Linked DNA regions of Homo sapiens: region 2 is linked to region 1. Evidence: chromatin contacts called from ENCODE Hi-C or POLR2A ChIA-PET data. All regions are on one chromosome and are shown on one strand. The core of a region is the stretch at or near the end of the contact, and the rest is flanking DNA. Distances in the headings are between cores, read along the strand shown.

Region 1 (6,580 bases), core at 2,795-5,294:
TGGTTGATTTAGGGCAGGGGAAATATTGTCTTGGTATGTAAAAGTTAAAGAAGGTGGTTATGGGTATAGATCCAGGATTGTTTGGATGGTTTAGAATATGATTTTCATGCACCTATGAAAACTGAATCACCAGGAAGATATAAATATGTTTGGCCATTAGTTTGGTCCTATAATTAATGAATGTCAAATGGACAAATATAGAATCTATGAAAACACAGAATACCATGGCAAAAAACTCTAGAGTATACTTCTTGCATGTCTCTCTATCCCATTTCTCTATTCCCCTCACTACCCCAGGTCAGCAGGAAGGGTAAATGAGTAGGTTGGTGGCTTCTCTTAGTGCTCATCTCAGGCTATGATTCTGTAAATAGAGGGCTTTGATGGATATAGCTTCAAGGGCAATGTATGGTTTTGCCCCTGTCCTACCCCAGAGCTGGCATCGCCAATGACCTGACTTTAGCAGTCATCAGAAGATAGACCATCTACATGAGCTGAGCACTCAGTACTTATAGTATGGGGAGTGTGAAGGCCAAAGGACAGTCCTGTTGTCATTTCTCAGAGAAGTTGTGATTTAACCTAGAAGAGGAAATGGATAAGCAGATTTTTAGCATACTAGCAATGATTATGAAAGTGTGCAGGGCAAGAGATAGGCTGCTTATTTGGAAAACAGGCAGAATTTAGCGATGAATCCAGAGTGGCCAGTACCCAGATTCTCAGTTCTTTCATTAGTAGGATTTCAAAGACATCTATTATGCTTGCATAAAAGAGTCAGAGCCAATTTGTCTAGGCTGCATGTCTGCAGCAAATTTGAATGTCTATAGTAAGATAAAATTCTACAGGAATGACTCTGGTGGTGAAATAATTTTTTAAAAAATGTAAATGAGTAAATAAAGGATTTGCAGAGAAGAAATACATTTGTAGAGAAGAAACCATTACTGGTTTTGTACCTCCATTCTTTGCAGGGAAGAATGTGGCTGGAAATATAGAGAGTAACCACATAAAAATGCGCTTACCCCCTTTTTAATTTATTTTTTCCTTTCGCATTTTCTACCAGTAGAAGAACAAAGGTGCCTGGAGAGATAGCCTTTCTGAATATTCTTTATATTTAATATGATTGCATTGATCATTTTTAAACTCTTCTTATTTGCCACTGTGGAGAATTTTTTAACTTTTATATAAAAATATATGTTTCTCAAGAGCAAATGGTAATATATACAGTCTACAGTGGATGAATCAAGAAATAAGGATATGCTTGCATTGTGCAGGATGATGATAGAAAATACCCAAATATTAGAAAGGATTTTTTAAAAGCAGACTGGGTTGGGAGGATATATTTTGAAGAGGAATCTCTAGGGAACCAAGTTCAAGTCCCTTCTCATATGAAAGCCCAAAGAGTATGGTAATAAGGTCCTCTCCCCACCCAACGTTACCTAAAGAAATGGGTTCAGTACAAATTTACAGTGCTGCTTGAAAAGCCAGGAAATCTGTTTCTCCACTCTTGCGCTCCACCATTAGGGGAAATTTTGACTGCTAACATTGCTTCTTGCGCTACCAATGAACTCTTTTCCACTCTTTTTGCTACCCAAGGCTTCTAACTCTCAGCTTGTTTGCCTTGTGACTTCTGCTTCTTTGTGCCTTCTCTGTGTGTCTTATTCTGCCTTGCTATAGAAATCTCTGTTTCTCTGTATGTCATATTAGACTCTAAAAAATAAGGTTCTTGATTGAGAATATATCACTTTCCCAGATAGAATCTCCATCTAAGGGAAAGCTTCAGCTCTAGCCTTCTTACAAGGATCAGGCCAACCTGTAGGGGGTGAGTGGCTTAAAAACCTTCTCAGCGGAGGCCAAGGCAGACAGATCACCTGAGGTCAGGAGTTCAAGACCAGCCTGGCCAGCTGGCCAAGATGGTGAAACCCCGTCTCTACTAAAAATATAAAAAATTAGCTGGGCGTGGTGGCAGGCACTTGTAATCCCACCTACTCAGGAGGCTGAGGCAGGAGAATTGCTTGAACCTGGGAGGCGGAGGTTGCAGTGAGCTGAGATCACTCTACTGCACTCCAGCATGGGCAAAAAGAGCGAAACTCCGTCAAAAAAAAAAACCCAAAAAACCAAAAAAAAAACAAAACAAAACAACAACAACAAAAAAACCCTTCTCAGTGAGAAACCACAGGAGTGGCAGGCACCCTGGGGCTCCCCAAAGGGAATACTACATCAGACACCTTGGAGAGGCTTGCATTTTCATTACATTCTGCATTGTGATATTGCAATATTCAAGCTTGATGTAGACACTTTCCACGATGGAGAATTTGGCCTCAAGACTGCAACATTAGAGACCCTTTCTAAGTTTCCAGCCTGCCAGCTTGTTCTCCAAATCTTGGACTCATCAGCTTCCACAACGTGTGAACCAATGCTTTGAACTCTCTTGATGATAGATAGATAGATAGATAGATAGATAGATAGATAGATAGATAGATTTCTTTCTTGAGGAAGTCCATGCATCATTAGGAGCTTCAAATAATTGGCAAATTCTGCAAATTGAGACTCAATCTGTCTTCCTCTAGCTGCCACCTGTTATGTACTATGTCTATGTCCTCATCATATAGAGCATGATCAATTCTACTTCTACCTGACAGTCATTAATTTCATTCAATAACATTTTCACACAATTGACAAATCCAGAGGACAGATATCAGTATTTTCAGTTATCTAGACAGTGATCTGACCTGCTAGGTTCTCAGTCAGTGACCCCACCTTAAAACCACTACAGAACAAAATAATGAGGAATCTAGTGTCAGGTCAGCTTGAATCAGGGTTTCTAATTTCCACTTATTCTCTGTGTGACTTTGAGCAAGTTACCTAACATCTCTGACCTTCTGTTTCCCAATCTGTAAAATGAGAAAAAAATACCAACCTGCTAGGGTTGCTGTAAGCATTAAGGAGGACCATGTGTGTACAGCACTTAGCACAGTGTCTACCATGTGGTAAACAAGGGACATGTGGCAGCTTTTGTTACTCAGGTAGAGATGGCGGGCACCATTTCATCAGCTTGTGCTCTCGAAACTGCTACTGTCTGTCTTGTCTCTGGAAACTTGAGTCAGTAGACAGGTCTCCTTTGAGTAAGTGTAGGAAGGAGAAGTAATACTTCTCACTGCCTTCCTCCTTACTCCCTCTCAGCCCCAGCTCCTATCCCCAGCTCTTTATTTGGCTACTTTTCATAAGCCTCCTTCTGGGCACCAGCTTCTGTGGGATGTTCTTTAGGGACCCTCTCAGCTGGGCTGGTGCCTCTTCTTGATGATTCTATAATGCCTCGAGCCTATCTTCATCATTACATCACTGGACTATGTAACTTATTTTTTTTTTGAGATGGAGCCTCACTCTGTTGCCCAGGCTGGAGTGCAGTGGCGAGATCTTGGCTCACCACAACCTCCGCCTCCCAGATTCAAGTGATTCTCCTGCCTCAGCCTCTCGAGTAGCTGGGACTACAGGTGCGCACCACCATGCCTGGCTAATTTTTGTATTTTTAGTAGAGACGGGGTTTCACTATGTTGGCCAGGCTGGTCTCGGACTCCTGACCTTGTGATCCACCCGTCTCGGCCTTCCAGATTTGGACTTACTCATTTTTATATCCTTATTATGGGTAGAGAGCTTGGAACATTCTAAGCACTCAAAAATATTTAGTTCAATGAACAAAGAAATGAATGCTCCAACCATATCTATTCAACAAATTATCTCAAACAAAATGATTTCTATCCTTGTGCCTTATGCACTAGCATAGAACCTTAAAGTTCTATGCTAGTTGCTTTTACCTGTTAATTAATAGATCCTAGTTCTTTAATTTGAGAACTAATCTGCTGTATCTGCATTGAAAATTAATCTCCAGAGATATATTTTAGGCTTTGGACATTGGCTATGTAACCATTCTCCCTGTTCCTTTCACCCTGAATGATTTTCAGCATCTCTATGCAATTTCCGAATGCAATGTCCCGGTAAACCCGTTCACACACTTGACATAGAAAAAAACGTTGTGTTTGTTTATACAACTGGCTCAGTGAACAAGGATGAGAAATTGAGTTATTTATTCGATGACTCAGGCCTTGGTTACTAAACTGGAATTTGCCTCTGTACCTTGAGGGAGTGGAGAAAAGAAATCAAATAGATTAAATGAGACTGTTTGTCTTTCTGTACTTCTGCCGGAAACGCTATGCATGGGATAATTAGGTCCCAGGAATAGGAAATCTGGCCATGAAATAAAAAATACAGACTTATCATCCATAAGAAGTGGCCAGGTTCTGGTCTCACCAAAATGTTTGATGTTAACAAATGTATTTATTTTCTAATCTAGAAAGTTCTTGGCACAAATGTTCAACCCCTCTTGGAATTACTCAGCCCTGTGATGATTTTGTGGTGCACATCTATCACTAGACAGCATCGTAATGTGTGTTTTTCCCATGTGAACACTATGTGGAAAGGGATCCATGAAATGCTATAACATGGAATGTAAAAAAGTTGGTTTCCATCTTCTGGGAAGATGCTGTCAGAAACAATATGTGATCTGGGAAATTGACTGATGGACAACAAATATTCATGTCACCATTCCAAACCCTGTCACTTCTATTCAAGAAGCACCTGAAGTATGTGTAAAGGGAGCAATGAATTCTCTCTCCTGCCCATGTTGCTTAAGTGCCTCATTGCCTCCCTACTTAAGAAATGCCTAGCAACTCAAAAGGCATTAGCATGTGTGCAATGAAACTTGATAAGTATTTATTATCAATAATCAAATGGCTAAGATTTTGTTTGTGTAATTATTTACACAGGACTGTGGAAACCTCAAAGCAATGTGGCTCATTACACCCACGATATCTCATACTCATATCTCAGGAAAGTTCTAAGAAGATTGCTTAATTCTTTAATGCATTTAGTAGCAGCTCACATTAGCAGTCATTTCCTAACTCTCTAGTTCCTATCCACTTTTGAAAAAAAAAGTAATTGATTTACAATGTCAATTAAGCATGTATCAGTGCATGCCATATTTTATCCTGGTCTTGTGTCACCCATCCCATTTCACAAAACCTATATGCACACATAGACATTATTTCCTGTCAGATGGGTGATATCGAGTAGATGCATTTATTCATGGCTTTTTTTTTCTAAGAAAGTACAACAGTTTATTGAATACCTACTATGAGTCAAGCAAGGTACATAGATCCTGATTTTCTAAATTATATACAAATATGCCAAGGCCACTGTCTTCCTGGGTCACAAGATGCTTCTTTCTTTTTCTGCTGCCCCCATCCCTGCCACTGCCTTGTGTTAATCAGAGAAGGCCCCAAACACAAGTAAAGTCCTCTTGACTTTAGGCACACAGGAAGGCACAAGATGATGGGAGAGGTGAGAGGCAGCACTGTCATTACTTGCCTCTATCTACAGACCCAGCTGGTGCTCTGCAGTATCACCCCAACAAATGGCCCTGCATCAGCTTCACATCCTGTCAATCAGCCTTCCTTGCAAGGCCTGGTCTCAGCTTCATCACATTTGTGCTTTCAGAGCCAATGACGTATTTCTCATTTTCTTTCAGGAAGGCTTGGAAAGATCTCATTTTCTTCTCCTTTAACTTCTACTCTAAAAATAAAATAAACCAAAAATACAAACTGAAAATCTGTCAGTCAGAAACAACCCATTCTTTGCTGTCGTACCAAGTGAGAAGCACTATGCTTTCCAATCCAATTCAATTGGTTTAAAAGTGCTTTTAGACTATTGCTTGAATTTTTCTTTTCAAACTACAAAAGTCATTTATGCTATGTTGGCTATTGAAGCAAATTAAATAATATAACAAAAACAGAGATATTGTGTTAAATATTTTGTTTATCTTTTCACACTTACCTTTTATTTCTTTTTATTTTTTGAGACAGTCTTGCTCTGTCACACAGGCTGGAGTGCAGTGGTACAATCACAAGTCTCTACAGCCTCAACCTCCTGGGCTCACACAATCTTCCTGCTTCAGTCTCCTGAGTAACAGGGACTACAAGCATGCACCACCACGTCCAGCTAATTATTTTTAATTATTATTTTTTTTTTTTGTAGAGACAGGGTCTCACTATGTTGCCCATACTGGTCTTGAATTATTGAGGTCAAGTGATGCTCCTGCCTCAGCTTCCAAAAGTGCTGGGATTACAGGAGTGAGCCATGGTGCTTGGCTGCATACTTACCTTTCTAGATCTCATGCCAATTACATGCACGCACCCACAATCTTACACACATACACATTTTCTTTAAAAAGATTTGAGCCACAAACTTTACTAGAAGAAATAATGTTGTAATAATTATTTCTGGATTTTTATTTAATTTAAATGAGAGTAAAGGAGGTATAGAAACAAAAATATATGAAACACCTAGTATGTGCAAAAATTTTTTTTTACTTACATTATTTATTTAATTCTTAAAATTGCCCTGTGGAGTAGATTCGATTGACTTCAATTTATAGATGAAGACACAGAAGCTAAGGGAGAGATAAAAAACTTACCAAAAGTCACATAGTTAATAAATGATAGAGTTAGGAGTTGGCACCCATTCTTTCCAACTT
Region 2 (7,076 bases), core at 2,482-4,981, 310 kb after region 1:
AGCTTTATGACCTTAGGCCAGCTATCTAAACTCTTCAAGGTTCAATTTTCTCATCTGTGGAGAATTGCCTTGGAATTGGTCATCTTGGTGTTTCCTTCAAGTACTAATATTCCAAGATGGTGGTTAATCTTGACTTAAAATATTTTGTGTGACTTCCCCAGGTAGTCAGTTTCACAATTTAATAACACACTTGTATACATGTACTTAATTGGAATCTCCCCTCCTGCACTTTAAACTAATTTCTTTAGTTTGGTCCTTGGCAGAATTATAGAAGAAGAGGCATTTTCTTGATGATGAAACACCATGTGCTTAAAACAAATAGTTAACTCTTTTTCTTTCATAAAAGTAATATATATTTACTGTGTAAAAACTTAGAAATATAGAAAAGTATAGAAAATAAAATAATAACCACTTATAATTCCATCCCAAGAGCTAATAACAGCTTATATATGCATTTCTTTCTAGTTTTTTTAGCATAGGATTACGTGCCAAATATATTTTGTACCCCAATTTTTAAAAATTTATATTCTCATGAGGATTTTTTGTCATTAAAAATGATTTAAACACTGATTTTTTAAAAGATGATTTAATATCCTATTGTATTCAAAGAGATAAAGTTCATTGTTAGACATCTTTGTTTGTTTGTAATTCTAGTTGATTTTAAACATTTATTTTTACCAAACTAATGCTAGTACATATTTTAAAAGTTAAAAGATAGCTACAAAACTCTTGAGATAAGACAGGAAATACTTGCCCTTCCTTCTTTTCTTCAGGGCCCAACTTCTAATGACAGATATTTTTTAACTCTTTGTTTATCTCTTTGCTTCCATATTTCAAAATTATGTGCTTATATACTTACTCTCATTTTTGTCAGTTTTGTCACCAAAGTTAGTGACTTCATATGATGGGGGATGAGGATTTAGCATGCCTATCCCAACAACTTCCATATACCCTCTCACAATTCTCTCACCAGAATAAAATTATAATTTTTGGTAAAATCAACACTGGCACCATGATTATAAAAATATTCTTTACTGCTGAGACAAGTAGCATGCTATGATTAAATTTAATTTTTTGCATATGCAACATTTTACTTTAATAAAGACATCCTTCTTGGAGCCCTTTTATTATCCTGTTCTAGTTTCACCAGTTGCTTTCTGGACCAGGTTACGTCTATTGTCCAGATACTTATGATTGCAATAATCTTGGATAGTCTCCTCACCTCTCTTGTGTTCTGTGTCCCCTATTTTTCCAGTTGTCATGCCCTGCTCTCTTTTGGTTCACTCTTTCATTAAATGAAGCACATTCTTCAAAAGCTTCATGAAGAAAGGAGAATGAGAAGTAGAATTTTGAGGCTTGGCACGTCTTAAAAATGTCTTTATTTTTCCATCACCATCACAGTTGATGTATACTTTGGCTGGGTATAATATTTTAGGTTGAAATCCTTTAGAACTTTGAAGATATTGCTGCACTGTCTTTTAACTTCTAGTGTTGCTTTAAGTAGTTCAATGCCATTTTAATTCCAGGTTTCACATGTGTTATCCTTTTCTTTTTCTCTCTCTGAAAGCTTTAGAATTTTCCCTTTATTGGTGGTGTTAATTTGAAATTTCATTATAATCTGCCTTCAAGCATTTTATTTATTTATTTATTTGTTTATTCATTCAAGCTAGGTGCTTGGAAATTTTTATTATAAAATCTCACATCCAGTTATGGACTTTTTAAACAAAATTGTTTCTTTTATAATATAGTTCCTTCTGTTTGCAAATATTTTGCCAATTTTCACAATAAAACAGCACCTATTTTAATTAGATTTTTGAAAACTAATCACAGTACGACTTAATTCACTGCTATTTTATTTTACAAATAATACACTTATTGATCTTGTGCATGACTCAAACATACAGAAATATAGTGAAAAGGTTGTATTTCTTTTCTCTCCCTGTATTTCTACTCCCTTCCTAAGGTAACCATACCTAAAAATGTGCTGTGCATCTTTCCAGTCACCTTTTTTAACATATTTGTAGACTCACATTCGTAAAGTATGATAACAAAATCATACTACACTTTTAATTTTGCAATTAGATTTTTTCCACTTGTCAATAAATCCTGAATAATTTTTGGTGTCTGCACATATGCATTTCATAGTATATAGCACCACACTGATTTATCCAATCATATATCTATTAAGATGGTTTCATTTTTCTTAATGATACTTAAAAGCTGCTTTTAGATTAAAAATATTAAACTTTTAAAATAATATTTTACCATAAACTATCATATACTTTGATGGCACTCAGCCCTCAAGCTGATGAATTACTCTAGACTATGAATCAAATTCACTGGCCCTCCTGTAACTAAGAGACAGAAGAGAAAATCAAAGATGCAAGAGATAAAGATAAGTATTGTGGTTTACATCGGGGTTCCCAACCACCAGGCTAGTGGACTAGTACCTGTCTGTGGTCTGTTAGGAACCCAGCTGCACACCAGGAGGTGAACTGCGGGCTAGCAAGAGCATTACTGCCTGAGCTCTGCCTCTTGTCAGATCAGTGGAGGCATTAGATTCTCATAGGAGCATGGACCCTATTATGAACTGCACACGTGAGGGATCTAGGTTGCACACTCCTTAAGAGAGTCTAACTAGTGACTGATGATCTGAGGTGAAAACAGTTTCATCCAAAACCATCCCTCACCAGCCCCACCAGGGAAAAATTGTCTGCCACAAAACTGGTTCCTGGTGCAAAAAAGGTTGAGGACCGCTGATTTACACAAAGCTCACACTTACCTTCAAGAAATTGTACTGTGCACTGTGGAGTGTATCTCTGTTCTGCTGAGAGGTGGCTCACCACAACCTTAACTGTGCGTCACTGGGGACTGGTGATTCAGAATAGTCATCTATTCTATAATGTGTGCAGTCTCACCCCCAGCAAAGAAGGTAATAAATATAACCATAATAATGGTAATAACATTTGTAGAGTACTTTATAGTTACACAGCCCTTTCAAATGCATTACCTCATTTATTGTGCACAGTGCATAATAATAGCCACGCAATTTGTCCTCATGGCTCTCATCAGCCACATGTTTGTTAAAGCTCAGAGTCTGGGATTGTGTGGGCCAGCTTTTCAGGCAGGCAGACCTGGATTCACAATTTCCTTCTCACTCACAAGTGGGCTTTGTGACTTTGGGCCACAGCTCAACCTACCTTAGTCTCAGTTTTCCGGGCTAGCATTCGTGCTATGAAGTATGGTTGTTTTAATTAAATATATTGTAAAAGTAAAGCATCCAGCACAGAGTTCAAATATTTTAAGTTTATAATAACTTAAGAACTTTGCTTCCCTTTTACTCAATCCAAATGTTTAAAGAAAATAGACATACCCCTTTATTTCTTCTTGTTTTCAGGATTTGCTTCTTAAAGGAATGCTAACAATGTATACAGACCTATGCTCCCTTCACTAGGCCAAATAGAGGGCAGGAAGAGAAGACAGAAGTCATCAGGAGGTAGCAGTAGGGTGGGGCTGGGGAAAAGGTGTTGGCATGGGGAAAGTAAATGGGGTCCATTTGAATTCAGAATATAATGTGTTTAGGTGGTAGGGCTGCCTGGTATCAAACCTGACTCAGCTATTACAGAACTTAGACTCATAACATCTTCCAAATTGGTGAGCTCCAAATTTTAACCACAGACACCTGTAATTAGGAGATTGGGTGACACAGGTTCCAACATAGCCTCAGTTAGTATTTGCCTGGCTGTAAATCCTCTCTGGGTTCTGGAGCCAGGTACTCACAGAGCCTCATCCCAGAAGGGAGAAGTGATTCAGGAGAGATGACTCACTTGGGTGATTTGTTTTAACAGACACAAGCTGCTTGTATTCTTTTCCCCTCACCCTGTAATCTCCTTTCTACTGACTCTTTTCTGTGTTCTCTGCACTTCTTTCAAAGCATTATCGGGTCTGGCTCCATGGGGGACAAAAGCAAAGAATAGTTGATATAACATCTCTGAGATAACCAGCCCTCAAATTCCCAAGGAGCTGGATGGTGACTGGCAGGGACTGGTTTTCCTAGCTCTGTTGGTGTGAGCTATTCTTTAACATTATTTGATGAATCTGATTTATGATTATTTTCACCTGAGAGTCAGGTGACAAGCCCAATTACAGTCTGGCTAAAAAGGTCAAAAAAAAGAAGAAAGAAAGCCATTTCAGCGGTTTTATTGATCTTCAATGATAAAGGCCAAATGTGCATACCAGCAGTTTTTTAATGATCTATTGATATACTCAAACAATACAGTGGTGATTCCATTTAGTGCTTTAGATTTAAAGAAATGTGTCTGCAATATTAGCTAAGTCTTATTGTTTATTAGACATGTAAAGTGTCATTAAGTGACTATTTCTTTTGGGTTTTTTTTTTTTTTTTGACAGGTTGGAATACAGTGGCACAATCTCAGCTCACTGCAGCCTCCGCCTCCCGTGTTCAAGTGATTTTCCTACCTCAGCCTCCAGAGTAGCTGAGATTACAGGCACGTGCCACCACATCTGGCTAATTTTTGTATTTTTAGTAGAGACGGGGTTTCACCATGTCAGCCAGGCTGTTCACGAACTCCTGGCCTCAAGTGATCCTCCTGCCTCAGTCTCCCAAAGTGCTGGGATTACAGGTGTGAGACACCGTGCCCCGCCGATTTTTTCTATTTTTTGATCTAGAAAAATTGCCATAATTACATCAAGTTTCTTTCAAATCAGTTTGTCTATTATTAGGTGATACACAATGATTGAATGAGTTAATAAGCTTCAGCAGATATGGGTTTTTCTAAGGAAAATGGCATAGCATGGTTGATATGTCCTCACTAAATAAAACCATTATCAATCTGCCATTCCACAGACTTAAAAAAAAAAGCTTTATTGGCAGTAGATTTCTCAAAGCAGTTCTAATTGTTGTTTGCTATTTTTGTATTCAACTAATGTTTGCTTAATCTTACAAATTATACTATAAACATTTCAGTTTACAATAGTTTGTAGATACTATTTAGTGTACCAGCATTCCATTTATCTTGAAAAATGTACACAAACCTACTCCCCTTGGCTAATCACTCGCTTCTCTTATTTTACACTTTTTTATATCCCTAGGGTAAAAAGAATGCACATTATTTGCTCGTAACATTAAAATATAGTTTATATATATATATATATATATATATATGTTTTTTTTGAGACAAAGTCCTGCTTTGTCACCCAGGCTGCACTCTGTGAGATCATGGTTCATTGAAGCCTCAACCTCCTAGGCTCAGGTGATCCTCCCACCTCAACCTCCCAAGTAGCTGGGACTACTGGTGCGTGCCACCATGCCCAGCTAATTTTTTGTAGACACTGAGTTTCGCCATGTTGCTCAGGCTGGTCTCGAACTCTTAGGCTCAAGCGATCTGCCTGCCTTGGCCTCTCAAAGTGTTGGGATTATAGGCATAAACCATGGTGCCCAGCCTTGCTTTCTATATTAATAGTAATCTATGAAAACAAAACAAAGAGGAAGAAAAAGAAATTCATCATTTTTTCCAATCACATGTTGTCTTTGTTTTAAACTTGTGGAGCATTGTTTTTTATCACGACTGGTAAGAAACATAGTTCTTCAGATACAATGATTGGATTAGTTAGGATGAAGGTGGGGCTCAATGTGAGAAGAAAGAGAGAATAGGAAATGTTTGATATAGATGAAGGCAATGAATGAAGAACATTGTCCTATCTTCTGAGCCCCTAACTCCACAGCTTCCAGACACAGAGTTTCATAATCTAGTTAAGAAAAACCAAGTGATTTATTTTTATTTATTTAGAGATAGGGTCTTACTGTGTCACCCAGCTAGAGTGCAGTGGCACTTTCATGGCTAACTGTAGCCTCGAACTCCTGGACTCAAGCAATCGTCTTGTCTCAGCCTCTGGAGTAGTGTAGTTGGTTCAACAGGCGTTAGCCTAAAGTGATATTTTTTCCATTGCAAAGCAATTACTTATCTACTGACTGTTGTCTTAAAGCTGATAATATGTACTTAATCAAAAAACAGGTGTGCTTCTTATGTCAGAGTTCTTGGCAAAGCCTTTCAATCTCATGAAATTTCTGTGTGTGTGTGTTTCTTTGATAATTAACTCCCCTCTGCCTTCTCTGTTCTCTCTTTCTGGAACTCCTATTAGTTAAATTTTCTGCTTTTTCTCTTCTATTTTTCTTTTTCTTCCGCTTTCTGGTATGCTTTTATTAGCATAATCTTTCAACTGCTCTCTTGAATGTACGGTATAGAATTTTTCATGTTCTTATCTTCTCTATATCATATTCTCTGTTTTTTATAGCATCTCTTTCTTCATTAATACACTATCTTTTAACTCTGAGACCCATAATTTCATAATTTCATGAGATTTTATTCCTGTCTTTCATCTTCTTAGTTTCTTTCTGTCTTTGTTCAGGCTGCTATAGCAAAGTAGCATACACTAAGTGGCTTACAAACAACAGAAATTAATTTCTCATAGTTCTGGAGGTGAAAGTCCTAGATCAATCTGTCAGCATGGCCAGGTTCTGGCAAGAACCCTCTTCTGGGTTGGAGAATGCCATCTTCTTGTATCCTCACATAGCAGAAAAAGGAGGAGAGAGCTCTCTGGGGTTTCTTTTATAAGGGCACTAATTCCACTTATGAAGGATCTACCCTCATGATCTAATTACTTCCCAAAGGCCCCGCCTCCTAACACCATCATATTGGGGTTAGGATTTTGACATATGAATTTGGGGAGAGATAAACATTCAGTCCATTGCATTTCTCAATTTCTTCCTTTTTTTGTTTCTTTGTTTTGATATTACTTTTCATGTTACATCATTTCTCCACATGTCTGATGATTCTTGGTTCTCTCTTTATATTCAAGAGTGAGTCACTAAAAATAAGACTAGAACCAGAAACAAAGTTAAAAAGAAAAATTACCAAACAGAGAAAATATTTCTTATATATGATACAATAATGGTCCATGTTTACATATCTAAAAGTCATGAAGACATCAATAAGAAAGGACAACTGTCCCAATAAAAATAAATAAATGCTATAGATAACCAATTTTCAAAATAT

Evidence for each region. Hi-C counts contacts between places; a loop is a spot of excess contacts on that map. ChIA-PET counts read pairs that join two places held with the same protein, here RNA polymerase II (POLR2A). Pooled maps may share reads with other maps.
Region 2: a loop to region 1 is called in a map of GM11168, with 2.8 times the contacts of the local background. The contact joins two enhancer-like sites. A Hi-C loop is called at or near these places in 1 of 168 maps with a recorded cell type or tissue (GM11168) and 2 of 50 pooled maps. POLR2A ChIA-PET finds 5 or more read pairs at or near these places in 1 of 52 experiments (activated CD4-positive, alpha-beta T cell).

Annotation. Positions count from the first base shown.
Region 1 is chr1:221,483,912-221,490,491 of GRCh38, forward strand. No RefSeq gene overlaps it. Among named protein-coding and RNA genes, the nearest start is that of LINC02817, 150 kb to the left of the region's middle. Within about 2 kb of position 4,045, at least 2 of the 41 ENCODE cell types and tissues checked have a DNase peak (open chromatin) inside an H3K27ac peak, as active enhancers do.
Region 2 is chr1:221,798,525-221,805,600 of GRCh38, forward strand. No RefSeq gene overlaps it. Among named protein-coding and RNA genes, the nearest start is that of LINC01655, 39 kb to the right of the region's middle. Within about 2 kb of position 3,732, at least 3 of the 41 ENCODE cell types and tissues checked have a DNase peak (open chromatin) inside an H3K27ac peak, as active enhancers do.